Linked DNA regions of Homo sapiens: all the other regions are linked to region 1. A link is a loop called in an ENCODE intact Hi-C map of the cell type or tissue named here. Cell type or tissue: heart right ventricle. All regions are shown on one strand.

Region 1 (4,000 bases):
TGGAGTGCCAGGCCTCCTGCCGGCCTCCAGATGCCTCATTAAAGCATCCCACACTAAGCAGCAGGTAGATGAGCCATAAGGTGAGAGCAGACCCAAGACGCAGCTGACACTCGTCTGTGCCGTCTCCTGGGATGGATTTAAGATTTGGCCTCTCATTTCAAAACTGTTAATGTGGTAACATTTTAACACAGCTCCCTGACTGATTAATTTGTTTCCTAAGGACCCAAGAGAAGCCTGAGAGCATCAGTGATTTATACTGGTGGACAGTTCTGCAGTGGACTTTTCAGCACTTGAGTGACTCCTGCTAATTGTAAATCTGGGTGGTTACCTCATGATATGGTTTGGCTCTGTGTCCCTACCCAAATCTCATGTCAAATTGTAATCCCCATGTGTTGGGGGAGTGGTCTGGTGGGAGGCGATTGATTCATGGGGGCAGACTTCCCCCTTGCTGTTGTCATGTCAGAGTTCTCATGAGATCTGGTTGTTTGAAAATGTCTGGTGATTGCCACTTCTGTCTCTCTCCTGCCACTAAGTAAGATGTGCCTGGCTTCCCCTTCACCTTCTGCCATGATTGTAAGTTTCCTGAGGCCTCCCCAGTCATGTGGAACTATGAGTTAATTAAACCGCTTTCCTTTATTAATTACCCAGTCTTGGGTAGTTGTTTATAGCAGTGTGAAAATGGACTGATACACCTTATCATCTAACACATCACATAGATCTGTTGCTGCAACACAATCCACTCTGACCCCTGCTTCAGCCACATTTGAAAAATGTGGGGGGAGGAATATGGTACTGGTTTCATTTGAAAAGGAGCACTGCCTGAGGACAACGCCACTGGCTTCTCTCTCACCCACAGGAAGGAATGCACCAGAGGCCCTCTGCCAAGACCCAGAGGGTGGAAATTAGAAGCTGCACACCCAGGCTGGGTGTGGTGGCTCACACCTGTAATCCTGGCACTTGGGGAGGCCGAGGCAGGTGGATCACCTGAGGTCAGGAGTTCGAGACCAGCCTGGCCCACATGCTGAAACCCTGTCATTACAAAAAAAAAATAAAAATAAAAATTAGCCGGGTGTGGTGGCGTGCGCCTATAATTCCCAGCTACTCAGCAGACTGAGGCACGAGAATCACTTTAACCTGGGAGGTGGAGGTTGCAGTGAGCCAGGATTGCGCCACTGCACTCCAGCCTGGGTGACAGAGGAAGATTCCATCAAAAAAAGAAAAAAAAAAAAAAAGTTGTGCTCCCATCAAGCCTTTTCCATCTCAGCACTTTCCTCGGCGGCATTTTCCTTTACAAAAACACCCAAGTAGCTGTTACGGGCTAAACTGTGTTCCCCTAAAATTTCTATGTTAAAAGTCCTAACTGTTGTCACCACAGAATGTGACCTTATTTGGAGGCAGGGTCTTTATAGAGGTAATCAGATTAAAACGAGGCCACAGGTTGGGCCCTAATTCAATATGGCTGATGTCCTTATGCAAAGGGGAATTTTGGATACAGACACGTACAGGGGGAAGATGTGATGTGAAGACATAGGGAGATGAAGGCCACCTACAAACCAGCGAAAGGCTAGAACAGATCCTTGCCTCACAGCCCTCAGAAGGAATCCACCCTGCCAACACCTTGATCTTGAACTTCTGGCCTCCAGAATGACAAGAAAAGAAATTTCTGTTCAAGACACCAAATCTGGGGTACTTTGTTACAGCAGCCCTAGAAAACTAATAAAATAGCAACCACTGGGATTTAGGAAGTCTTTAAAAAAACCCCACATATTTTTATCTTATTATATTTAATTCTGTTCTCTACTAAAGTTACTTCAAAAGCCACAATCACCTGGGAGTTCCATGGCTGTAGGCGAGGACCTGTGGAAGACCGAAGGTGAAGAATGGCTTTCTCCACCCCAGATTTGTTGATACTTTGTTAAAATTGCTGCCTAAACAGTAGAAAGAAGCATTTTCTGTGTTGAATCCCAATCTGCCAAGGGAGCCTTTCAAAAAGGCTCAAGCAGAACTGGCCTTGATGGATGAGGGGGGCACACTTGGACCTGAGGGAAGGTAACACCTTCATTTTTGCGCCACATTGTAATTGTAGCCTCCAGTCCAACTTGAAAGGTGGTGGAGCTGGGCCTGTCAGAGTAAGCTGCCTTTGACCTCTGAAGGACATACCCCCGCCGCCTGCTGACCTTGCACGTACAACACTGAAAGGCTACAATCAAGTACATGGAGTGGGAACTCCATTGAGACACACACTTGCTCTTCATTACGTTTCAACTCTAGGGGCTCCATCACTCCTTCCCCGCCTTGATTATCAGTAGGTGGCAGTAGAGGGCTTGCTGAAAGCAGGAACTCATTGGCAAGCCCAGATCATAAACTTGAGGGTGTAGGAGCTTCCTAGGCTTTGCTTCTACATTAGAGGCACGTGTAATGGGACAGCTATCTTGCCAGGGGAGTCACACGGTTCCCCCTTACATTAGCATACAAGAATTCCAGGATGCTCAGAGCTGAAGGACCCTGTTAATAAGCTCAGGGGATCTCAGCTCTGGTGTGTGTAGAGGTTTAAAAAATACCAATGCCTCAGTCCACCCCCAGGGATTTTACTTCGAACACAAATTATGTCCCCAACAGGTGACTGACTCTGTTCATATAGTCATTTACCTGATACCTCTTTGTGAGGAATACAAACTAATTTGGAAACATCTATCTAACGTCACAGTGACAACCAGGGAGAAGGGAAGTGAACAAGAAAACGAGGCTATGTGTGGTAAGGAGCAGTTAATTCACAGGTCCCTCGGTAAGGTAGAGGGGTGGGCTGAATTGTGTCCCCCCAATATTCTTATCCACTTGGAGCCTCAGACCGTAACCTTATTTGGAAATAGGGTCTTTGCAGATGTAATTAGTTAAGATGAGGTCATACTGGATTAGGGTGAACCCTAAATCAAATGAGTGACATCCTTATAAGAAGAGAGGCCACACAGAGGCACAGAACATCACAGGGAAGAAGGCCATATGAACATGGCAGCAGTGACGCAGATCAAAGGACCAAGGGACATGTGGAGCCACCAGAGGCTAAAAGAGGGAGGGAAGGATCCTCCCCTGGAGCCTTCAGAGGAAGTGTGGCACTACTGACACCTTGATTTCAGACATCCGGCCTCTAGAACTGTGAGACAATCCATTTCTGTCTGTGGTCATTTGTGATAGCAGGCCTTGGAAACCAGCAGAGGCAGAAGCAGACCACGGGAAGCCAGGCCCTCAGCTGCCTACTCCTACTCGTGCCATTCATCACACTTGGGGGGCTTTATTTTTTATAAACCGAATAGTCCTTAAGCATTTTCCCATTCCCCCTCAGAGCCCAGAAGGGGAAATGGCACGAATGAGAACAGTCCTGTTTACTAGGTCCATGGGTGTGATCTAAACTTGTTTTCCTAAAAGTTCTTGTTTGTTCTAATCTGGTTCTTTCTAAGTCTGCTGTTTGTTTTCTGCAGGCTCAGGGCCTCGCAGACCCCAAGTTCACACCATTACAGGCTGTTCTTCCTCAAACACTATTCCCAAGAGTTGGAAAGTTTCCAGAAAATGGCAAACACTGGCTTTCTCTGACAAGGAAGACAAAAATAGAAACCACAAAGAGAAGCAATAGGAAGAGTCTAGAGGGATAAGGGAAGGGAAGAGAGGCCAGTCTTAGGAGGAAAAGAATGAAAAATGAGGGGCAACCCGCGCCTGGATGTATAATAATAAAAGACCCAGGCAAACTGGAGCAGAACTAGCTTTTAAGAAAGTGGAAATCAGCCGGGTGCAGTGGCTCATGCCTGTAATCCCAATTTGGGAGGCCGAGGTGGGCGGATCGCTTGAGGTCGAATTCGAGGCCAGCCTGGCCAACATGGGGAAACCTCATCTCTATTCAGCTAGGCATGGTGGTGTGAGTCTGTAGTCCCAGCTACTTGGGAGGCTGAGGCAGGAGAGTCACTAGAATCTGGAAGGTGGAGGTTGCAGTGAGCCAAGATTGCACCAC
Region 2 (4,000 bases), 400 kb after region 1:
TAAGATAGCTGGGCGGGCTGGCTCACACCTGTAATTCCAGCACTTTGGGAGGCCAACGTAGGCGGCTCACCTGAGGTCAGGATTTCAAGACCAGCCTGGCCTACACGGGAAAACCCCGTCTCTACTAAAAATACAAAAAATAGCTGGGTGCAGTGACATGTGCCTGTAATCCCAGCTACTTGGGAAGATGAGGCAGGAGGATCGCTTGAACAAGGGAAGTGGAGGTTGCAGTGAGCCAAGATGGCACCGTTGCACTCCAGCCTGGGTGACAAGAGTGAAACTCTGTCTCCAAAAAAATAAATAAATAAAAATAAAGTTTATGAGATAGACTATTAGTTTGTGCACCATTAAGACAGAAAAAATGCTGAGAATTAAACTCTGACAAAATGTTTTCTTGTCCCTTACAATTCCACACTGATTTGACAGTTTTTTTAAACCATATATTACTCTTATACATGCATAAAAGAGGAAAATATAAGTAACATAATCAATTAAGGTATTCTATAAATTTTTCCACATTTAACATCTGACTTCTTAGAATTCTTTCCTGGTGTCTGTGTTTTTTGGCACAATAAAACTTCCATGCAAATTGAGTATTGGTGATACAGCATTTTTGAAAAGAATCTATAAAAGAACAAAGTCATTGGCATTGTACTCTCAAGCTATTTTTGCAGTTAGGTGCAGCTAACCTACTTTTTGTTCCTGCTCTGGAATCTTGCTAAAACATTTCTGATTTGCCACCCCTTCTTCCCCTACCCCCTCCTCATAGCCATTTGGTTCCTCAGGGTAAGAAGAGTACCCTGCCATTGTCTCCAGAATCTTTTCCCACATGTTGACACCAATTCTGCAAGTTTGTTTCTTGTCCCTGTGATGCCAGAGAATGTACGGCCATGATGGCTGTGATACAGCGGCCACCTGGCTGACTGCTTTTGGAAGATGTCACCAATGATGAGAGCATCCTGACTTCAGAGAGATGAAAATGTGAAAAAACAAATGTGCCTTAGAAACAATGAAATATGGTAGTTGTAACTGACGGATAAAAACATATGTGGAAAGAAGGCCAGGCACGGTGGCTCATGCCTGTAATCCTAGCACTTTGGGATGCCAAGGCAGGCAGATCACTTGAGGTTAGGAGATCGAGACCAGCCTAGCCAACAAGCTGAAACTTTGTCTCTACTAAAAATACAAAAATTAGCCGAGCATGGTGGTGCAAATCTGTAATCCCTGCTATTCAGGAGGCTGAGGCACAAAAATCACTTGAACCTGGGAGGTGGAGGCTGCAGTAAGCCGATATTTTGCCACTGTACTCCAGCCTGGGTGATAGAGCAAGACTCTGTCTTAAAACAAACAAAAAACAAACAAAAACAAACAAACAAACAAAAAACAACTCAACAACAACAAAACATGTGGAAAATGCGTAACTTTATGCATGGACATGATAGACACCAAATCCAAGATGGCTATTATCCTAGAGAAAGCAGTTAGTGAAATGGAGGCTATGTGATTGGTGACTGATGTTCAGGAAGCTTCAGTGAATTGCTAACATCCTATTTCTTAAGCGAGGTGGAAGATACATGTGTGAGTATTATTTTTCTATACTTGTTGTAGGACTGAAATATTTCAAAGCAAAAAAAGGAAATTGCTGCATGAGTGCAATTCTATTAATTGACTGTATGAGTCTGAGGAACATGTGTAAATTTAGCCTTCTACTCTACATTTTAAAGATAGTATACCTCTCCTTCCTGCCTCAGAGGAATTTTGAGTTGTTATGAGGCTCAAATAGCAAATGCTTGTGAGCAACTTTGTTCAACTGTTCAACTGTAAAGCATGACATAGAAAGTTTATGAAGATTGTCATCTCACAAGCTAACCAAACTTCTTACCAAGGGTGTGTTACCTTCAAATGGTGATATCTATTTCACTACCTCTTTGAACTGGGGCCAGCTTTGTGACTTGCTTTAATCAATAGAGTATGACAAAAGTGACACAGCAAGTTCCAGAACCTAGACATGGATGCTAATATACCTTTGATTGTAACACTTTTAAAATCCTGAGTCACCACCATGCTATTAAGAAGCCTAGTCTAGTCTATTGGAGCATGAGCAGTCACATGAAGAAGAACCATGGAGCCCAGCCACCAGCCAGAACCAAGGGCTAGACATGAGTGAGGTCATCTTGGGCCCTCCAGCCCCACTGACCCTCCAGCTAAATGTTGCAAATGAACAGAACTCCCGAGTCAACCCACAGAATCATGAGAAATAATAAATCGTCATTGCTGTTTTTAGACCACCATGTTTTAGGCTGGTTTGTGTTGCAGCAAAGTCTACCTGAAACTAGAAGCCTTTGGGAGTTATACTGATCCATGACTTACATTTTGGTATGATCTATTTTGCAGACCACATGACACTGCTAGCACTATATTGAATTTAAACAATAAGTATTAAGCACCTACTGTGTGTAGGTTACTGGCTAGGTGCTGTGAAGACTACAAAGAGGCACCATCAACAGCTTACTTATAGCACTCAGAGGACCTCTAATCTCATTAAGAAGACAATATGTAAACTATGTAAAGTTAAATAACAATAAACTGACCTGAAAAATACAGGCTATCCAGAGAAAAGATAAGATGTATGAAGTTCTTAGTATGTAGCTGGACCTATGGCCCAGTTCATTTAATTTTCACAATAACCCTACAAGGTAGGCACAATGAGTATTCCCATTTTACAAATACGAAAACTGAGGACACTGTGGGTAAGTTGTCCAGGGTCACACAGCCTGGGTCCCGGCAGCCTGACTATAGCCCATGTGCTTTAGCTCTAGACTAAATAAATGAAAGCCAGAGCCGAGAGTACGAGGAGACAGATGCTCTGCGGCTGGGAAATGGTCAAGAAGCCCCTAGGGTAGGTGAGACCTCAGCCAGCCTTGGAGGATGGGTAGGAGTTGGGATGAAATTAAGGTAGGGGGGTTCCAGGTGGGGGTCACAGCATGAGCACTGTGGAAAGAGTGGGGAATCACATGCAGCATTGGAGGACCCATGAGCAGGACTCCCTCTGGATCAGGGTCTGCCTCCCTCCAACCCAGAAGTGGCCCTGACTGTCCTTACTGGTTGCTTGCCTCCCAAGGAGACCCTCACTACCTGACAGAGGGGACGCCTGGGGAGGGGGCTGGGAGGAGCTTGGAAAATGGGAGAAGATGGCAATGTCACTGGTTGGGCTGTAAGACAGAGCCAGAAAATGGATGGCTCCACCAGAGATTCTCCCCATCAGCTGGGTGGGAGGGAGTAGTGATCTAGCAGGAGCTGACTTCCAGCTGCCCTGGGGAGCCCCTTGTCCCCATCTCCATTGGCCAGGACAGCACAGAGGCCAGCATAGTATTGAGGCTGAAGAGGGCAGAGGGCAAGTTGCTAGGCCTGAGGACAGCTTCATTTGCATGAGTGGCGGGGGTGGGGCCTGCAGAGTGGAGCTGCTCCTCTTGGCCCTGCGTGTGATGGGGCCCAGGTCACCTTTTCTTGTCGTCCTACACCACCAACAAACCTTGTCTATGGCTCTAGAGCAAGCTTGTCCAATCCACAGCCCACAGGCCACATGTGACCCAGGATGGCTTGAATATGGCCCAATACAAATTTGTAAACTTTCTTAAAACATGAGATTTTTTTGCGATTTTTTTTTTTTTTTTTTTTTTTTTAGCTCATCAGCTATCATTAGTGTTTGTGTATTTTACAGGTGGCTCAAGACAATTCTTCTTCTTCCGATGTGGCCCAGCGAAGCCAAAAGATTGGACAACCCTGCAATGAAATTGTGTGCTCAGATAGGCTTTTGAAATTGGCACCACTTAATAATCTCTGAATCATCATGAAATATGTTGGTATGAGGCCAGTTCTTCTTTATTGTATGTATTTTTGGCTAAACTATGTTACTCAACATTATAAATGCCCACTGCACCAGTGGGGTTGCTGGTTGTTTGCAGAGGTGATCGCTGTTTCTAAAAAAGACTCAAACTGC
Region 3 (4,000 bases), 220 kb after region 1:
GTATAGTGGGCAAAGACTGCAAGGCACTGTCCCATTTCACTTTAGGATTACACCCAAGCAAATGCACTTTCCGGTTAAAAAAAAAAAGGAAAAAATTTTATTTTCTCTATAGTAGTTATAGTTGTATGACTGACTAGAATTACTATTAAAATCTCATTAAAAATGTTTTTCTTAAAAGTTTACTTTTATATACTTAATTTGAAAAGATTTGTTCAAACTTTTATAATTTGTTCTTTAATCATTCCCCCTCCCATCCACTTCAGTACCCAGAAAACTAAATATCCAAGAATTCCTGGGTAAAACAGACAACCACTAGATAGATATAACTAACGTATTTTTTTAAGCTGTATAGTTCTTCATCAAATGGAAATCGGCAACCACTGAAAATAACATTAAAAATTAGTGTGGGCATGAAGTATGGAATTTTAAACATCAGTTTACTATGCTGATTAAGTCAACATTTATATTTTCATCAGAACTTAATAATCCCATAAATAAATAGAGCTCTCAGTTATTTAAAAAAATCAAGGGATAACATATGTATTTAGACATATTAGCAGCGTAAAGATGTATGCTTCAACACACTTATTGGGGAAACGTCTGAAAATATTACTACACTGAATTCAAGGGTATCCAAAGGAACCTGACATAGAAGTTCTCTAGAATAACATCATTTCAGGGAATTTCAAAAAAGAAAAGGGGTCAAATAGGAAATAGCCTCAAATTAATTGACAAAGTTCAGTGTTTGCCCCAACTAGATTATTCTCTCTCTCCACTGCAAAAAGAAAGTCTCAGGATGAGTGAATCACTTAGACGAAAGTTCATCTAGTGGAATAAATGGAGAAGCCGCTTGGGCAGGTGACACAGGAGAGTCGGTGGTAGTGCTGACTTTCGCTGGTGAGTTACAAGAAGATCCGGCACTGCTGCTGTTTCCATCAAGGGTATCCGAAGATACACACACACCAGGATCTGACAGCTGTGCAACGTCAGAAGAAAGCATGTTGGTGATGCCCTGGAAAAATCTCTTTGGCTGATATTCAGTTTCCATTTCACATTTTCTTTTCAATGGTCCAAGAACACTTGGTCTAATGCAATTGATGGGGCTCTGGCTTCTCCGGGTGGTAAATCGGGTCGTTGGGCTGGGAATAGGGCTTGGAGGCAATCCGTTGCTACTTACAAAACTTTGCAAGGATGGCGAAAAACACTGCTTCCCAATTCCCCGAGTGGGTGACGGTGCTGGTGACACAGGAATGAAATCGATGCGCTTGGGGGAGGCGGATTTCTCCACGTCGTTGTCACTCAGGCTGAAACTTTCCTCCCAGGAGTGGCTTATCTGCATTGCGGTCTGCACCTCCCGTTCGTGGACCGTCTCTCGGTTGATCAAGTCCATGCCCTCTTCTTGTTTGATCTGGTGCAAGCGGCTGCTGTGCATGCGGACAGGGGAGGCCGGCAGCAGCAGGCCGTGGCGGCTCGGGAACGTTGTGCTGTTCCGCCTGGCGCTCGGCGCCTCGGCCTGGAACACCGGCGAAGTGTCACTGAGGCCGTGGATCAGGGGGGCGCTGTTAGACCTCCTGAGGCCCCCGCCGCCGCCGCTGCCACCGCCCTCCGCCGGGCTCCCGCCCGTACCCGGAGGCAGCTCCAGGTCTAGCTCCATCTTCTCCTGAGCCATGTCGGGGGCAGGGAGGCGGGGGAGGTGCTCAGTCAGGGACCTAGGATTCCCATTCCCCGCAGTCCAGGGCCGCCGCCGCTGCCGCCGCCACCGAGAATCTGTCAGCGGGCTGGCCCCTCTGCGCATGCGTAGCCCTTCGCGCAGGCGCTCGCGATGTCCGTACTCGCGGCGCCTGCTTAATGCGTAATATGTGCGCGGCAGTGGTAGGGGAGGGGCGAGGAGTGGTCGGGCCGCTAGTCCGTATATTCCTTCGGCAAATAGCTATTGAGCGCAAGCTCGCGTTGACGCATGTCAATAAGATTGTCATATTCTGGATTGCATACTCATAAAACAAAGCCCTGAAAGAGAGGCCCATGGTGATGTGGGGCTGTATGACGTGGAGTGGCGCTTGGCCTAATCAGGGAGGGCTTCCTCGAGGAAGGAACAATCTCCTGAAATCTGAAGAAGTGGGCGAAATGGGTGCGATGTAGAACTTTGCAGGAAGCGGGAAGCAACGGCTACCCAGCCAGTTGGCAGGCGGGAACCAGGAGGGGAGGAGAAAGTGTGGCCTGGAGTGGAGAGTGAGGGCTGGCCTGACGTGAGGTGGTGGACCAGACCACATTCTGGTCTTTATCTTGAGAACAATGAAAACTTAAAGGGTTTTCAAGCATGGGTGTAACAGCAACTGAAAAGCTCACTGGCCTGCAGTCTGGAGAATACATATTGGGAGATTAAAACCTTACAGAAAAAAGGCCAGAGAGGATGGTCATTTGCACTAAGGTGACAGTGTGGCAGTGGAGATGGAGAGAAAAGTAAATCTGAGAACTATTTAGGTTAGGGGAAGAAGCCAAAACAGAGGATGGTATTGCTATTGATTTACAGTCATAGTTCCAGCACAAGCATATGTGTGAAGTATGAAGGATTAAACCAGTAGGTCCTCACATTTTAAAAATGAAACCACAATTCTTGGCTCATGTAATTAATATAAAACCTTGATATCTCATTAAAAGTGAGTTTATTTGTTCATTTATTCAGTCAGTCAAGGTTTTTTTTTTTCAGCATACTTACTATGTGCCAAACACTGCTAGGAAATGGGCCCTAGTATGAACTTTTAATTCTTACTGAGGGGAAAATAGAGAAACGCAGGCTATTTTCAGATAGTGGTAAGCCTTAGGAAAAGTAAGATGGTGTGATGGAGCACTACTGATAGAAGTCAGGGGACAATTAGAGTTGAGATCTAAATGACAAGAAGCAGTAAGTCACGTGGACATCTGGGGAATGAGTATTCCAAGCAGAGAGAATAGCAAGTGCTAAGGCCGGAGGCAGCCATGAGTTTGATGAGTTAGCAGAAAAAGAAAAAAGGGCAGTGCCGCTGAAGCATAAGAGCGGGAGTGTTAGGAGAGGGTAAGAGTTGGATCTCATTCTGAATATGATGAAACGCCACTGGAGGGTTTTAAGCAGGGGACTGATATTATCTGGTTTATGTTTTAAATATCACTTAGGCTCTGTGGAAAACAGGCTGAAAGAAGACCAGAGTGGAGGCAGAAGGATGAATTCAGGACCTATGGCAACAGTACAGATAAGATTCTTGGACTAGGGTTGTAGCAGTGTCAATGGGGAGAAGCAGAGAGACTGAGGATATGTGTTGAGTTAGAACAAATAGGATTTGCAGATGGATTAAATTTAGATTGTGAAAGAAATAGATTATTCGAAGGGGACTCATAGCTTTTTTTATTTAAACTGGTGAGATGGTAGTATTATTTACTGAGAGAGGAAAATAGCACATTTAGAGTTGTAGAAATTAAGAGATCTGAAGCAGAAGAACACAAGGTGGAAAGAACCAACATTTTCTAAGTGCCTACTCCCTGCTAGGCACTTTAAACACTCCATAATCCCACTTAATCCTCACTGCATAGATATTGTTATACTCATTTTACGAAGGAACGATTGAGGTTCAAAAATTGCAAAAGGCACTACAGCCAGTACACGGAAGAACAAAGATCTGAACCAATTTGAATCAAGGACTCATTTCAAAAACCTGTATTGTTTTTTCTGAATTTCACATGGATTAAAGAGAGAATTTCGCATGAATTAGAGAAGGATGGCTAATTCTGAGACGAAACAAAGGTCTAAAACCAAAGTTGGGAAAGGCAGAAGGAGATGGATTTGGGAGACAAGGCAACAACAGAACCTAATAGCATGCTGTGCAGAGGATGAACAGGAGACACAAATGACTGAAGTTCAACTGTAAGTGGCTGAAAGAATGCTACAAATTATTCAATAAAAACAGGAGAGAGGAGGAAATGTCTACAAAAAAATTAATATTAGGTAAGTAGAAAAGAACATTAAATA
Region 4 (4,000 bases), 150 kb after region 1:
AAACAGACAAAGATACACATGCATAAAGACAAATGAAGTCAGTGACAGAAAGAACAGCGTGAAATAATTGAGGTCAGAAGGGCGGAGACCCACTCAAGAATGATGGAGTCTCAGAGGTCTCTCTGAGGAATGATCTGTAGGCTGAGACCTGAAAAGTGAGAATGGGCCAGTCAACAAGTCGTGTCAACAAAGACTGGCTGTGTCCTTTGTACAAACTGGGGACATAAAGGTGACCTGAACAGAGTCTTGCCCTTAAGGAATTGACATTTTGGATTACTATGTGTGGTGAGGAAAGACAAAGCACATTAGGAAATTAGGGGAGTTGATTTCCAGGGATAGAGAAGCAGTAAGGTTCGGGGACCTGAAAGCAAATCATATGAGTTCATTAGTCGGGTAACAGGGAAAGTGCCAGAACTGGAGGCTGGAAAGACTGGACAGACTGAGATCTGGGTCTTATAGGCCATCCTAATGGTTTGATGTGTTTCAATGAGGGAACAGCATTCTTATTTGAAAAGGTTCACTCTGGCTGCTACTTAGCGTAGCAGGAATTGATTCCCTGCTAGAGCCTCTGAAGGAACGCAGCCTTGTCAACACCTTGATTTTAGAACTTTTGACCTCCAGAACTATAAGATAATAAGTTTGCATTGATTTAAGCCACTGAGCTTGTAGTAATTTGTTATAGAAGCAATAGAAAATTAATACAGGAAAGAACTTGAGAAATGATTTGAAGAACTCAGAAGCAAGAGGTTGTCCCACTTCCTCTCAGAGAGGAGGAGGTTTGCCTACCCACAAACTGTATCATTTCCATAGTCCTACAACCAGTTTCATTGGAGGGATTATAGGCAGGAAAGTGATTGGGGGCAGTTGTAGTGGTTCATATAGAGATACTGATGGCTTAGAGAAGGGTGATGAACGAGAGGATGGGCAGAGGAGGTGGATTTGAGATATATTGGAGGGAGGGAGACAGAATTTGCTGCAAACTAGAAATAAGGGACAGAAAAGTACCAGCAATGCCTCCTGGCATTTTCCTTCAGCAGTTGAGAGGACTGAAGTCACTTTACCAAGCTGAGGAAACTGAAGATGGTACCTATTTTGGAGCAGAGATTCAGAGTTCCATTTGAGATGCTAATGAGACATCCAACTGGAGATGCTAACATACAAGTCTGGAGCTTGGGATAGAGGTTAGAGAGAATATTTCATTTTGAGAGTTGTTAGCATATAAATGATATTGAAAACCAAGGGGTTGAATGAGAAAACCAAGAGAGAGAGGGGAGTATCCAAGGAGAGTCCTAAACCACAACAACATTTAGAAAATAGATGGAAGGAGGAAAAGCTTTGGAGGAGACGTAGGAGTGACTAACACAGTAGAAGAAAATCAGGGAAATATGGCTTCACTGAAACCAAGAAAAGAGAGTTTGAAGAAAGGGGTGACAACCGTCTCCACAAGTAGCTCTTTCATCTGATAATATAAATACTACAACTTGATGGAATATCTAAAGCTATGAGTCAAATTCTCTATATTTTTCTCATTCATATTGTTAATTCATATATAAACCTAAATCTGGATCTAGCATATTTGACAAAATTATTTGATGGACTCGTCAAATTATGCCATCACTTAAATCATATTTTAGAAGTGATCCTTAACTTAGAAAAATAAGATACTATGTTAAGTTTAAAAAGCAGGACACAATACAGATCATAAAATTTAAACAAGAAAAACCAAGTACACGTGTACATATCCACGGAGGAAAATAAGACAGGAAGGAAATATACCAAAATGTACAATTATTTCTGGATAGCGGGATATTAGGTGATTTTTGCTTTCAAGTTTTGTACTTCCCAAGTTTTCTAAATTTTATGTTTTATATATTGGGATGGAAATGTCCTCCAATGAAGGTATTGCTACTATGTTTTAAAATACATTTTGAGGCATGACAAAGGCATGTTTAGGAGTTGCTCATCTTTTTAGCTTTTTCTTTTAGGTCAAGGCCTTAATGCAACAAACCTATGTAATGATTGTGCTTTTATAAAATGTAATCATAACAAGTTTATTTTTGTCTCCCACTGTTCCTCTAAATGTATTCTGGGGTTAGATTTTTCTTCTGCCCCAGCATGAAATATACGGCAGGTCTATGACCCTTCTGGTGGCTTCTGGAATAAAAGGTCCTGTCCAGGTATGGTGGCTTGCACCTGTAATTCCAGCATTTTGAGAGGCCAGGGCAGGAGGATCACCTGGGCCTAGGAGTATGAGATCAGCCTGGGCCGCATAGTAAGACCTTTTCTCTACAAAAAATCAAAAAATTGGTCAGGCATGGTGGCGGCACCTGTAGTCCCAGTTACTCAGGAGGCTGAGGCAGGAGGATTGCTTGAGCCTAGGAGGTAAAGGTTGTAGCGAGCTGTGATTGTGCCACTGCATTTCAGCTTGGATGACAGAATGAAACCCTGTCTCAAAAAAAAAAAAAAAAAAAAAGTTTTCTGTTTATTCCCAGTCATAGATCTGTAAAAATGGTCTCATCTAGACATCTGGTATGTACAGTCCAGCTTAATAATAATAATAATAATAATAATAAAAACTTATATATGCTTTTGGTAGCCATCTCTCTCTTCCCCCAGCTTGCCTGGCACAAGCCGGCCTCCAGCAGTGGGAGGGGCTTGGGAGCCTCTCTTCTCTTTTCTGACTGGTTGCTAGAGGGAGGAGAAAAGAGGTAGGAAAGGTGTTTTTTGAAGAGTACAGTTGTAAAATGTACCAGGAACTGAAAAGGCTGTCCAGGTATGTATCTTTTTTTCTTGTGAGGTGCTCTCATGGGGTCTGCAGTTCTCCCCCGCAAATGGCTATTGCATTCCTCTGCCTGGTAGTTTCCTGTTGTTTTTCCAGGTCTTCACATAGACAGGACTGGGGTGACCCCACATTAGCTCTCTCTAGAGCTCAGTGTCCTCCAATGGTCACATATCATTTGCCTGGAACACCCACCCTCCCCAAGGAGCCTTTTTTGGTTTTGCCGTCATCAGAGCAGCTGACCAAAACTTCTCTTCTGAAAACTTTCTGATTTTTCAGAAAAATACTATAGTCTATTGCATCCTCCAGGCTCCAGGGAGCACACAGCACACTCTTCAGTGGTCTCACAGAAGCCCCCTTCTCTAGGCTTGAGATGGTGGGCAGACCCTCTCCCAAGCCTCTCCCTTATGTGGGTTACTCATGACATATCAACAACTCTTTCCAAATTTCCTCTTCCATATCTCACAGTGGGCCAGCCAGGCCCTTTCATAGAGTGGGGTGATCATTCAACTGGTCTTAGACCACCTCCTTCCCCAAGTTCTACATGGCAGGCTGGCACCTGAACTTGGAATATGATTATGCTTCCATCCCTTCAGCTTGTATTGTGTGGGACTGATTCACAGGTCCCGCTGATCACATGGGGTTTGGGCCAGCTGCATCAATGGATTGCTCACTGTGTTCCATTCCACCTGCCATGTGACTGCCAGACTCATCATTCCAAGGCTCTCTTTCTGTTTTTCCTTTTAAAACCACCTCCCAGCATAGAAGCCTCCACTAATTTTTAACCATCTGTAGAAATGAATCCAAATTCTTTGCTTGGCCTTCAAAACTTTCTACAATTGAGTTCCTGTTAATGCTAAATGCTGTAATAAATCAATCCTCAAATACCAAGTCCTATAAAAAAAAACACACCCCTAAAATTCAATGTCTTGATTCAAGAGAAGTTTATTTTTTGATAGGACCTAGTCCACAGTGAGTGTCTCTGAATGATAATCCACTTGCCTTTGTCAGGTGATTCAGAGAGCCTGGCTCCTGCATCCCTGTAGCTCTAGTAGCCCCTAGGATCGTAAAATCCCCCCAGTCCAGCTGGCTGATAGGAGAAGTGAGAGAATATCCACTTCTTCCTACCTTTGCCAGGAAGTGACAGTGCAGGATATCTACCCCAGGCCTGTCCCTCAACCCTCCTTCACCCTGCTCTGTGCCCTGGGTTACCATCAGTAA
Region 5 (4,000 bases), 420 kb after region 1:
TCAGAATCATTTTCACGACAACCCATACATCATCCCAGAATTTCCTGAAAGAACATCTTTAGGTTATGATTGAAGTCAAGTATGATTCTTTCAAAGGTTTCCCTTTAAGAAATTTTATTAGTAAAAGTAAGGTTAAGAAACATATGTAAATATACAGTATATGTATAGTACATAGTATAGTATACATACATACATATAGTATATGTTTTGTTACTATATATACACTATATATATGTAGTAACAAAAGGAGTGTACTCTGATTCTCACCCATAATGTTTCTATAGATGTATCATTTTGGCTTAGATGAAAGCGAGCAATCAAAAAGATGAATCACTCTATCTCTTCCTTAAAAATAACTCTTTAAAGTGCTAATAAATGCTTATTTAATAAGTCTGTATATACATATATAAAATGGGAGAATAATATATTGAAGGAATTTGTGTTTATCTTATTAACGTGGAATGGTAAAAATTCTTTTAGTGTATGATAATAGTGTAAAAAAGTTCCAAGACTGGGTCTTTTTTAATACCAAAAAAAGATATAAAGTGCATGTGTTGGCAAACTTAAAAAAAAATTACACATGTAATACATGGTTGGGTAGATAAAATGTGAAAATACAGATAAACCAAATGGAGGGAAAAATGAGAAATATTTAATATTACTTATAATTGTACCATCCAGGAATAATCATTTTAGGATATATCTGTCAGACTTTTAAAAATGTATGTATACACACATATATTACACAAATGGGGTCATGCTGTTTTAGAACCTATTTTTTTAAACTTAGCAACATATTGCGACTGTCCATCTATGTCAATGTACTCCTCAGCATCATTTAAAGGAGTGGTCCCCAACATTTTTGGCACCAGGGACTGGTTTCATAGAAGACAATTTCTCCAGGGATGATGTGGGGGATGGTTTTGGAATGATTCAAGTGCATTACATTTATTGCACACTTTGTTTCTCTTATTATTACATTGTAAAATATAATGAAATAATTATACGACTCACCATAATTTAGAATTCGTGGGAGCCCTGAGCTTGTTTTCCTGCAACTAGACCGTGTCATCGGCGGTGGGGCGGGGGTGGGGGGGTGGGTGACGGGAGACAGTGACAGATCATCAGGCATTAGTTAGATTCTCATAAAGAGCACGCAACCGAGATCCCTTGCATGCGCAGTTCACAATGGGGTTTGCACTTCTATGAGAATCTAACATCACTACTGATATAACAGGAGGTGGAGCTCAGGTGGCAATGCCAGCAATGGGGAGCGGCTGTAAATACAGATGAAGCTTCGCTCGCTCGCCCACCACTCATCTCCTGTGTGTAGCTCTGTTCCTAAAAGGCCACGGACCCATACCGGTCTGCAGCCCGAGGGTTGGGGACCCCTGAAAAATGATCGCTTATTATTCCATGTTGAAGTACATCTTAAACCTTCTCCAATCCCCCACTACTGTCTATATAACAACCTGAAGTGTATCCATTCAAGGAATGTGTTCTTGGCCACAAAAACAGGGTGCTTGAAAAACAAATCCCAGCAGAATCATTCTTGTCCTTACGTTAATCACTACAGGGCTATTTTCAGAGCACTCCAGTGGAGCATACCGCAGTCTTCCAAAAGGGTCTTTAGGTGGTGCTATTGGATGGAACGGTTCCTTCGGAAGAGAGATGATTCATTTGCTTGGGGGTGGGGGGTGGGGGCACATCAACCCCGACTTGATTCCTCCTGTTATCTTTGGATATTCTGTATTAACTCCAATTCCCTCAAAAAGAAGTGGCAAGGATCGATCTTTAGCAGTTGTTCGTGACCTACATGCATTCTTGAAACAAGGCACACTTTAATAGGTTTAATGTTTCCTGCAAACTGTTGTGGATAGACTGAGCAGAACAAAATGCCTTTTCTGCTGGGTAAAGAGTACCTGGCACCCCCTCCCTGCCCCCCAATCCCCCCACCTCCCGCCAAAGTCACCTGCTTACGTCAGACCAGCCCTGATGCGATGGAAATGCTGAACTGAAGTGTGCTCCCATGGTTTGAAGAGCACATTTTTCACTGGCATCATGCACACAGGACAAAGCATGTCTCTTAGATGAAAGCATCTTTAAAATGACATAAACAAATACAAATTGGAATCTCAGAATGCAGTTTAAGGACCTCACTGCCCCCCTCTAGTGGTCATGTCGAGTTTCATCGGGTCTCTTGACCACAGACCGGGTCCTGTCCTAGGAATTCTGGCGCCCTCTTGTGGAGGGCAGGAGGAGGTCTTTGTAGACCGGCAAAGACCAGCGGGGCCTGCGTGAAAGATGCTAAAGACGAATTACCTCCTCTCCCTCAAAGATTCCCTAAAAGCAGAATCGAGTCAATTCTCATTCATTCTTTTAGGGCTGTATGTCTTTTAAAAATGCATTGCATTCTTTGCTGCCTGCTTGGAGTACAATGACCGACATTAACCATTTTCTCAGAGATTCAGATTTTTCCTTTTAAAAAATTGGCTCCGGCCCCATGAAAAACAGCTGTAAATGCTCAGAAGCTGCTGAGATCTGATCACAGTTCTACTTTTTTTTCCACTATGAAGCCTGCATGCGAACTCCCTGCAGCCTGCAATGCTTTCTGGGTTTTCATTTCTGTTTCCATTTTCACCTTTTCCCTCATTGTCTTGCTGCCAGTCTCTAACACCACTCCTGACCTCTTCCTTCCTTCTAACCTGCTGTGGGATCAGAAGTGAGGTAACAAAGCTTGCTATAATTCTAATTTATCAACAGAATAAACAGACCCCCGTCAATACTGGAAATGCTCTCCCCTTTGCAAAATACGAAATGTCTTTTCTAAATACACGCATGCCTTTTAGTGCCTATGTAATCCTTATCCAGTGAGTGGGAAAGAGTTAAAAGAATGAAAGTGTTAAAAAGAAATTTCTCTAGGACGGGCAGCTGATCCTGTGAGCGGGGAGCTTTGGAGGCAGCCCTGGTTTCTTTCTTTCTTTCTTTCTTTCTTTCTTTCTTTCTTTCTTTCTTTCTTTCTTTCTTTCTTTCTTTCTTTCTTCCTTCTTCCTTCCTTCTTTCTTTCTTTCTTTCTTTCTTTCTTTCTTTCTTTCTTTCTTTCTTTCTTTCTTTCTTTCTTTCCTTCTTTCTTTCTTTCCTTTCTTTCCTTTCTTTTCTTTTTTTTTGAGACGGAGTCTCACTCTTGTTGCCCAGGCTGGAGTGCGGTGGTGCGATCTTGGCTCACTACCACCTCCGCCTCCTGGGCTCAAACGATTCTCCTGCCTGTGCCTCCGGGGTAGCTGGGATTACAGGCGTGCACCACCACGCCCAGCTAATTTTTGTATTTTTAGTAGAGACAAGGTTTCCTATGTTGGCCAGGTTGGTCTCAAACTCCTGGCCTCATGTGATCCGCCCGCCTAGGCCTCCCAAAGTGCTGGGATTACAGGCGTGAGCCACCGTCCCCTGCCTGATTTCATCTTTGCCTCCTTGGCCTGGTTTCTGCTCCCTGGGCTGGAAGCGCTGTCCCCTGGTGGTGGGGAGGGCCGTGTGCTACATAGGACTGAGGTTTCAGAAAAAAAGTTCTGCAGGTGTGGATAAACAGAATGCTAAGCGGATATTGCCCAGGACAGCATAAGTGGAGGAGAATCTCAACCAGAGTCAAGGTTGTGTATGTCTGTAACCAAGGGTGCAAATGTCAAGGTGAGAAGTGGTAATGCGGCACCTGGAGATCGCGGCGGGTGATCCAGGACAGGGCAGTGGGAGTTAGATAGAATGGTCATGTTTTTTTTCCTAATAAGCTATTTATTTACTTTTGGCAAATAAAAATTGCATACCTTTACAGTATACAACATGATGTCTTAATGTATGTATATATTGTGGTATAATTAAATAAGTGGTTTAACATATTCATCACCCCCACATAGCTATTTTTTTGTGGTGAGAATATTTAAAATCTATTCTCTTAGCCATTTTCAAGTATGCAATGCATTGTTATTAATTATAGTCACCATGCTGTATA
Region 6 (4,000 bases), 200 kb after region 1:
ACCATCACCAACAAAAAATTCAACCCAATACTTACTCCAAATGTTTTAAATCAACATTGCAATTCTTGTTTGCTGGAGAATCCTAGAATATACTCTGTTCTTTGCACATATTGAATGACACTCATCATGTACCCCTTGTCTCCCTGGGGAATGCCTATCCACTTATTAACCTGCTAAAGAGTTGCTTCCTCTGTAAAAACCTTTGCATTTCCTTCCTCTGGGTTCCTGTAGCATCTTGGACATATGTCTTTTACACAGCAACAAATAACAACAAAGCATCGTAGACATTAAACATATATGTGTGTACCACGCCAAGAGCAACTTAAGGACTTGTCCACTCGTCTTTGTAAGCCCAGGCCCTAGGACAGTGCCAGGTACATAGTAAGTATTCATTCACCACATTTATTGAAAAAATGAATAATTAACTCATCTCTTTTACTCCTTTTCCTAAGATCTATATATGGTCACCATATTTTATAACCCTAAAACTGACAACCATGATGTCATAAAGGGTTTTGGTGTCATTTTTAGGTGCATAAAATAGAAATATGCTAGTTTTGATGTCCAAATACTAGAATTTCTAAGATGTTTCACTGGGCTACTGGAGGGAATATTTGATAACTAACCTAGAAAACATGGGATCTCAAGTTGCCATAGCTATGAAAGACGGAAACGGTGGTGACCTTAAATCTGTGGGATAGATATCTAACTCTGGCTTCTTTCTCATCTCCCCACTTCCTATGCTCCAGCCTTTCTTTCATTCAAATGACACAATGGTAAGGATCACTGACTTCCTGGCAACCTCACTAGCCATGAATTACGGGTTGCTCTGGTTGAGGAGAAGACAACCTCGGAGCATCATTTCCTGATGACATTATCAAAACTCTCTAGTTTGGATCAAATGAGGAAAATGCTGTCTTAGATTCATGAAAAAATCTGAAATGCAGATTATGTTCAGAAAACTACACTTTTCTTCTTTTTTCAGTCACACACAGGAGCTCCAAACATGACCATCAAATAAATAACAAAACCGGTTCAGAAAGGAATGTTTTAAGAATGAACAAAGTTGAATTAGGTATTTTATATTGGCAAGTCTAAGAAATGTTTGTGGTCTTTAAATTTTAAAAGTTTGTTCAGATGTACATCAGAACATTGTAATTGAGGAAAAAATTGAAAACAAACTAAAGAGTAACAGTGGATTAACTGTGGTACATCCACAGAAAAAAATAACATGCAACTATCAAAAAAATGCAACTATCAAAAAAATGCAGAAGCATATTTAAAACATTCACTGTATATTACATGGGGAATAAAAGCTGTTTATGGAGCTGAATATACAGCAGGATGCTATCACCGTATGAAATCACATATACATATTTAGACATAGAAAAAGCCTGGAACAATATACATGAAGTGCAAACAATGGCATCTCAGTGAAGTGTACTACTTTTGCTTATCAGAACTTTCTACAATTTCTAAAATGAACCTGCATCGCTTCTCTCATTAGAAGGTGTAATTTGCCTGTTTCAGTATATTTTGTTATTCTAATCTTTTTTTCACATGATTAAAATACATATCTTATGAAAGTTTGCTCAAAAGTAAATGTCATTTAACTTCTCATCCTAATTATAGAACAAGGTTGATTGACTGTGTTAAAATTAAAGCAGATTTCTGAATTCTCTATGAAAATATGAATGAAATAGGAGAAACCCAGAAATTTTCATGAATGTTAGGAAAACTAAAAGGAAAGCTCACTGACTTCCTATATACCATCAAAATTGCAACACCATTTCCCTAGAAAGAGTTTTAGTCTGGAAGATTTCCTAAAGTCTAAAACATTTGCTAATGTGCAAATATTTTAAGACACATATCACAGATTTCTGTGAGCAACCATTCCACATATTTTCCAAGCGTTATCTATCACCATTAATAAACATTCACTAAGTTCTTTCTCAGTCAACTGGTATTAGGAAAGACAGATAAACTATTGTCCCTTTCCTTCAGGAAATTTGCCCTAAAGATAGGGGATTATTCCATATATTACATATATTCTTCGGGTTTCCATTTATTCAAGTTACCAGTTTTCTGAATAAATAACTTTACAATTTTATAGAGAATTCCTTTCTAATCCTTACTACTTTTTGTGATAAGAACCACTCCCATTTAACAGATGAAAAGACTAAGACACACAAAGATTAAGCAATTTGCCTAAAATCAGAAAGCTTGGAAGTCACAAGGTTAGGTGTGGAATGTAGTTCTACCAGCCTGTAGAGACACAGATGTTTTAACCATTAAAACACACACACACACACGCTCTCTCTCTCTCTCTCACACACACACAAAGTAAGGAGTACAGGCAGAAGGTAGTACACTGATTCAGAGGAAAACCAATACTACCTAGAGCCGGAAGGATCAGAGGACATTCCATGGAGTGCACGGCACTTAACTGACGTCTTGAAAGACAGAAATGCATTATCAGGAGAGATAAGCAGTTCCAGGAGAAGGCATTTTTCCCTGCTGGTTACAAATATGGCTTGGATGTCCCTCAGTCCTCTTTTGTAAAGGATCCAGACAGACTTCCCAACCCACAAGAAGGAACCTGACAATATTCTATGATTAGAAGGAAATCTTAGCAATTCAAAGTGAGGAAAATATTGTTTGTTTCCTATCATTACTGGTCCTCTCCTCTCCCACTATTCAGCAACAATTTTGCAAAGGAATAGGGAAAAATCTGCTCCTGAATAAAATCTAAGAAGACAATGAACTATTTTTTTTTTTTTTTTTAATTTACAGCACTCACTGAAGAGAAAAATGTCTCTGGGTTAGGAAACTGGGCCAAAGTTACAGAAATAATTGTGTCATGGGTGTGGAACTATATTTCAATTTATAAGTGGAAAAAAGTCATCAGGAGAAATAGATGACAAGGGAATAAGATGAACCAGACAAACCCATGAAGGAAGTAAGTCAGTAAAGCCCTTAGCTTGAACAGTTTACTCATGTTTGGAGTAAAAACATTTACTTATAAAATTGTTCCCTCTCACAATAATGCCAAAGAAAGAAAAGAAAGAAAGAAAGAAAGAAAGAAAGAAAAGAAACTGTCATTTATCCTTGATTGTTCCCCCAAGCTATAATCACATACGTGTAAAGGAGTATTTCTTGTGAAACACTTAATACCAATTTACCAATAAAAGGGGAGGAAGATGACCTTTCGCTTCAGTTCCTTTTTCACCTCAAGAATCTAGAAGAACCCACATCCTTCTTCAGCTATCTGGCTGTCTCCAATTGTGCTCACTGTATTCTATCTTAACTCCACTCAAGTCAGGCTCCAACTGCACCACTCCACCGCAATGACTCTCACACAGGTGACTTGTAACCTCTATGTCACTAAATGCAGCACTCAGTGATTAGACTTCATCTCACTTGTCAGATCAGCTGCAACTGACACACCATCACTCCATCTTCTCTCATGTCTTCTTCACATGGTTTCTAAAGCGCCGTGCTCTCTTGGTTTTCCTACCTCTCTGATTGCTCTAGCTTGGTTTCCTTTTCCTGATCTTTCAATGTTATAGAATGCTTCAAGGTTCAGTTCTTAGTCTTTTCTTTAATGACACTTTCCCCTTAGTGATCCCATCTACTCTCCTGACTTCACTATCCACAGGCAGATGACTCACAATTGTGTATTTCAGTCCAGCCCTCTTTCCTGAACTTGACTCAGGTATCTAACTGCTTACTTGATGCCTCCACTTGAATGTCTAATAAAGATTGCTTAACGTATGCAAAACTCAGCAGCTAATGCCACTCACCTCCACAGCCATAGCCCCTCCCCCCACCAAAAAATATCCTACTCCACCCATAGATTTCCATATTTCAGCTGATGGCAACTCCAATCCTTCCCGTTGTTTAGGCCTCAAACCTTTCAGTTATGCTTAACTTCTCTCTTATGCCCACCTTAAATCTACCAGCAAAATCTGTTGGTTCTATCTTCAAAATATACCTATAA
Region 7 (4,000 bases), 160 kb after region 1:
TATACATACATGTATTATATCACAGATGTCATTATCTATGTTAGAGGAATAAATAACATTTACGAAATAGAAAAGCAAAGCTCAGGGATCCAAGGTTTAGAAGGAAGAAAGGGGCAGGGTAACTGTTGCTAAATGAGATGGAATCATACATAGAACAAAAACACTTTCAAATTGACGATGCAGTGATTTTATAGACTGACAGTGAGAGGCATCACTTGCTGTGACTTGCTGTTTACCAATCTCAAATCATTTTTCCATATGCCAGCCCTAAACACTCCTTATAGAATAGATCCAGCAGATGTAAGGACTAAGGAATGACATCAAGAAGGGATGAGGAAAATGGCTTCTCTCTAAATTCATAAGAATTTAGAGGCCAAGCTGTCTTTTCTGAAAGAGTGGGGGTGAAGACATCCCTCCTTTAATAATTGAGTTATTTTAAATGACTGGCATAGCAATTGTTTACAGTACCATGTGCTTTGTAGTTCTGGCCATATTTCTGGAAAACCACAGAAGAACAATGCCAAGAGAATTTTAAACAAAACAATCTGAAACATTAATATCAGTATTTACCTAAAGGGGCTTTAAAATTTAGAATGTAGGTGTTTCCTGGGTAGAAAAAGACTGGTTTTGAGTATTTGAAGACTCTAATGCAATGACTTCCATTGAGATATTTTAATACACATATATTTTATTGTGTTAAGTGCTTATTTTGTGTAAGATTAAGTTATTTGCAACATTTATTTCTCACCATAACCCGTATATTACCCCCACAGATGAGGAAACTTAAATTCAGATGGATTGTACATATGAAAGATAAATCCTAGATCATGTTTTACAAAAAGACTATTAAATGGAACTCTTCCTAAATGTGTACATAGACTAACATACACAAAGTTCATTTACATGTTTTTCAAGAATCTCCATAACCTGGGTAAAGCACTGAAGGTGGGGGATAATTTTGAATATTATGCATACTTTCAAGTTGGGATTAAGCATTTTTTGTCCATGTAACCTCACGTTTCAAGATCTAGGATTACATTGTAGTCAAGATGCTATTTTCCCCCCTACACACTTTCTCTTTTAGAACAGTGGAATACAGTTTCCAAAATCCTCTATTTCTGAGCCCTGTACATTTAAACAAATAAAACAGCCACGTTAGGCCTTCAGCTTCTCCCACCTGCCTGCAGCTCCCACGCTCCAAACTCACTGGCTTTTCCTCCCTGGCCTTCGGGATCCCTATCCTCCTTTCCTCATAACCTTTAAAATTACTATGTTTCTCCTGTTCCCGGAGGCCAGGATCAGCCCTTCCGCAAGGAAAGCAACTAAGGTCTTCGGAAGAGATGCACTCTCCTCCAAAACCCAGCTGGCTACCCAAGCTGCAGATAGGATGAAAGAGAACCCCCACGGCTCCACGGCTCTGGCTCTAGGCTTCTAGCTCTTCTTCTACCAACCAACTTTTTGACCAAAGGTAGAAAAAGAGAAGTATTCACAGACAATGACTGTGGTCCTGATTTCATAAGCCCCACCATATTAATTTACAAACATGGACAGACATTTGGGATCACCAACACGCAGCACAATCAGTTTCAGGCTCCTTCTGCCACCAGGGGGCTGTGAGACTCTGAGACAGCTTCATTATAGCACGGGGGCTCACTTTCCTCCTCTAGAAAATGAAGGCAGCTGGCTTAGAGAATTGCCAAAATTTCTTCCTCCTCTAAAATTCTACACGATATACGACTTTCTGATTTCATTTATTTTTCAGTATAGGTGGTCACTGGAAGCCACTTGTTTTGTATGATTTAACATATTTCATTCCACCATTTTCTAGATGTCTGTTTTTTTTTCCCTCCCACTTACAGTTGCTGCTCTAAAAATGCAACAGAAAGTAATTGTATTTTGCCTTCTTTGGATTACAACTCTTAGAGACCGATACTGAGAAAGGAGAACAGGCAGTCATTTTTCTCACAAGTGGAGCAGGAGGAAGCAGCCTTGCTTCACCCATGTGCAATTTCCAGGAGTACCAGCTGGGTAGAGGCTGGGCTGCTGCTTATTTCTGTTTAGTCCTTTTCTCTTGAACTCTGAGAGAGCGTTATTAAATTGTTTTGGTTGTTGCCCAGGTCATAAAAGTTGGTGTCAGAGCTACCAACAAACACCTTTGGCTCTCCCCCATTAGATCTCCCCCATTGGATCTCCCCCACTGGATCTCCCCCATTGGATCTGGCCACCAGACTCGGACATCTTTCTGGGCTGTCAGGTGATGGGCCTGTTCTCAGCAGGTTTCCAAGAACCCCTTGACTTGATCCCAACAAGCCAGTCTTCTAGTGGCCCAGTCCCAAATGCACGATTATTGGCTCCTGCTGCTACAACACAAGTGGAAGTGCCCGATGCATAGTTGATTGCTCAATAGAGGGCTGCTTCCTTCCCCCTTGGTTCCCCCTTCCCAGGCATGATTAGAGGAAACTGTGGTGGGTTTCTGCAGCCCAGACCTCTGACCCCACACTCTTTCCAACAACGCTAACCTATCTGCCATCTAACTACAATGCCTTGCTCAGAGCTTAACTCAGTGTTGGCTGAATGACTGAGTAGATGATATTGAATGAATGAAGATCATCTCAATGCCAAGCTTCCATGAGCCTATGGACACATAACCCCTACTGTAAGGCCTCTCTCTTGTTTAGGCCCTGCAGCAGCCAACTTTCAAGATGTACACAAGTAATCAGTTATCAGTCTAAAAATGTTTTGTTCTCTTACATGTTTCTTGAGTCCGTTGCACAAAAGGCCTGGCCAACTACTGACTTTATCTTCACCTCCAGTATTCTGTGCTTCCTCTAACAACCTCTGCCTGTCTCCTGAGCCACACATCCAGCTTCCCCTCTTCCCAGGCCCATGTTGGCAGGGCCCGTGTCTGTGCAGAATCCGTTCATCTTTCTCCCAGTACGAATATCAGATACTTGGCTCCAGAAGGTTACAAGAAGGGTTGCTTGGAAACAGGTTGGCTTGTAAAAGAAACCTGGCATGGTATATGGCTGAGGGGAATTTTCTACAGTCTCGTTGGGTAAGGAAATAGGTTTTCCCAACAGGAGTAGAGTGGCTCACTCTCCGAATTTAAGTGAGTGAAAGAGGCCTCAGTCTCCTCCATTTACCACCACCAACCGGGGCTGCCTGACAGAGGGATGGGTGGTCCTGATGCTGGACTTCCAGTTGCTGATACTTAACGGGCTTGCCTGGTTATGATGTGTGGCCATGGAGGGGAATCACCTTGCCATCAGCCCTACACAATAAGCATGATTGGAAATACTTGTGTCTGTATCCCATGATATAATTTCTTTGGAATGTAACCACCTGGCAATGGGGAAAACCCCCAAATATGGAAATTTTTTTTCAAAAATTTAAAAAGGAACAAGGAAATACAAATCATTTTTACTACATTGGTCTGTGAGTAGAACATGGCGCTGAGGGAAGGCTCTAGCAGCCTCCTAGTCATTTCCTCCCTCCTTGGACTCTTTTCCTTTTTCAGACACTGCTGCCATAGCGGTCTTTGCCAAGACTTGTCCATGCTGAGGCCCAATTCCTCCCCTGGCATAGGGTTCCCTGACTGGGGCTGCTTGTGTAAAGAATGGATCAGGGTAAGGCACTCCTTAGTTCTTTGTATTCACAATCACCTTTAAAAATTCTATGTTTGGTTATCTAAGCTTTATCAGGACCCCAAAGAAAAACAATACATAAAAATCCTCAACCATAGGACCCACAGACGTGAAGGGCAGAGGGAAGCTGGTTTTTAACTCTGGTCACTGAGAACAGAGATCTGAGACAGCAAGTGTGGAAGCAATACTGGGACCACCTTGGCTCACTTCAGTTCACAGACTATACCAGGTATGTTTATTCCACAAGCCAAGCTGTTTCTAAATTAATCAACTGTCTATATAGCCTTCAAAGCCCAGTATCAGATAAGTCATAAATTCCTGTAGGCCAGGATTTCTCAACTTTGGCACTATTGACA

The links. Hi-C counts contacts between places; a loop is a spot of excess contacts. Peaks named below come from ENCODE experiments on the same cell type or tissue, not always from the same donor. Only the 100,000 strongest peaks of a DNase experiment are listed, where the experiment ranks them.
Region 2: a loop joins it to region 1, with 5 times the contacts of the local background. A loop is called at or near these places in 86 of 110 quality-filtered maps.
Region 3: it touches region 1 in a loop (2.4-fold over the local background); 25 of 110 quality-filtered maps call a loop at or near these places.
Region 4: a loop joins it to region 1, with 2.3 times the contacts of the local background. A loop is called at or near these places in 14 of 110 quality-filtered maps.
Region 5: a loop joins it to region 1, with 7 times the contacts of the local background. A loop is called at or near these places in 88 of 110 quality-filtered maps.
Region 6: a loop joins it to region 1, with 3 times the contacts of the local background. A loop is called at or near these places in 22 of 110 quality-filtered maps.
Region 7: a loop joins it to region 1, with 2.6 times the contacts of the local background. A loop is called at or near these places in 14 of 110 quality-filtered maps.

The regions. Positions count from the first base shown.
Region 1 is chr9:68,998,127-69,002,126 of GRCh38, reverse strand. The region is part of intron 15 of PIP5K1B (phosphatidylinositol-4-phosphate 5-kinase type 1 beta); the gene reads right to left. Among named protein-coding and RNA genes, the nearest start is that of PRKACG, 14 kb to the left of the region's middle. RefSeq lists an enhancer at 2,934-3,063. In heart right ventricle, a CTCF peak has its summit at 2,317 (motif pointing right); DNase peaks (open chromatin) are centred at 2,306 and 3,129; H3K27ac peaks cover 1,584 bases.
Region 2 is chr9:68,595,499-68,599,498 of GRCh38, reverse strand. All of the region lies in intron 2 of TMEM252-DT (TMEM252 divergent transcript), which reads right to left. Among named protein-coding and RNA genes, the nearest start is that of LINC01506, 51 kb to the right of the region's middle. RefSeq lists enhancers at 2,924-3,424, 3,425-3,925. In heart right ventricle, no CTCF peak of the experiment used is centred here; no DNase peak of the experiment used is centred here.
Region 3 is chr9:68,777,834-68,781,833 of GRCh38, reverse strand. The region is part of intron 2 of PIP5K1B (phosphatidylinositol-4-phosphate 5-kinase type 1 beta); the gene reads right to left. It overlaps PABIR1 (PP2A Aalpha (PPP2R1A) and B55A (PPP2R2A) interacting phosphatase regulator 1), which reads right to left and starts at 1,769. Exons shown (of 1, transcript NM_138333.5): 1 at 1-1,769. The coding sequence starts at 1,669. The coding sequence ends at 806. RefSeq lists silencers at 1,509-1,748, 1,866-2,280 and an enhancer at 1,033-1,861. In heart right ventricle, a CTCF peak has its summit at 1,547; DNase peaks (open chromatin) are centred at 944 and 1,843; H3K4me3 peaks cover 2,711 bases; H3K27ac peaks cover 4,000 bases.
Region 4 is chr9:68,852,601-68,856,600 of GRCh38, reverse strand. The region is part of intron 4 of PIP5K1B (phosphatidylinositol-4-phosphate 5-kinase type 1 beta); the gene reads right to left. Among named protein-coding and RNA genes, the nearest start is that of PABIR1, 75 kb to the right of the region's middle. In heart right ventricle, no CTCF peak of the experiment used is centred here; no DNase peak of the experiment used is centred here.
Region 5 is chr9:68,582,838-68,586,837 of GRCh38, reverse strand. All of the region lies in intron 2 of TMEM252-DT (TMEM252 divergent transcript), which reads right to left. Among named protein-coding and RNA genes, the nearest start is that of LINC01506, 38 kb to the right of the region's middle. RefSeq lists an enhancer at 2,095-2,184. In heart right ventricle, CTCF peaks have their summits at 2,014, 2,214 (motif pointing left) and 3,480 (motif pointing left); a DNase peak (open chromatin) is centred at 2,207.
Region 6 is chr9:68,793,481-68,797,480 of GRCh38, reverse strand. The region is part of intron 2 of PIP5K1B (phosphatidylinositol-4-phosphate 5-kinase type 1 beta); the gene reads right to left. Among named protein-coding and RNA genes, the nearest start is that of PABIR1, 15 kb to the right of the region's middle. In heart right ventricle, no CTCF peak of the experiment used is centred here; no DNase peak of the experiment used is centred here.
Region 7 is chr9:68,842,793-68,846,792 of GRCh38, reverse strand. All of the region lies in intron 4 of PIP5K1B (phosphatidylinositol-4-phosphate 5-kinase type 1 beta), which reads right to left. Among named protein-coding and RNA genes, the nearest start is that of PABIR1, 65 kb to the right of the region's middle. In heart right ventricle, a CTCF peak has its summit at 1,595 (motif pointing right); a DNase peak (open chromatin) is centred at 1,602; H3K27ac peaks cover 968 bases.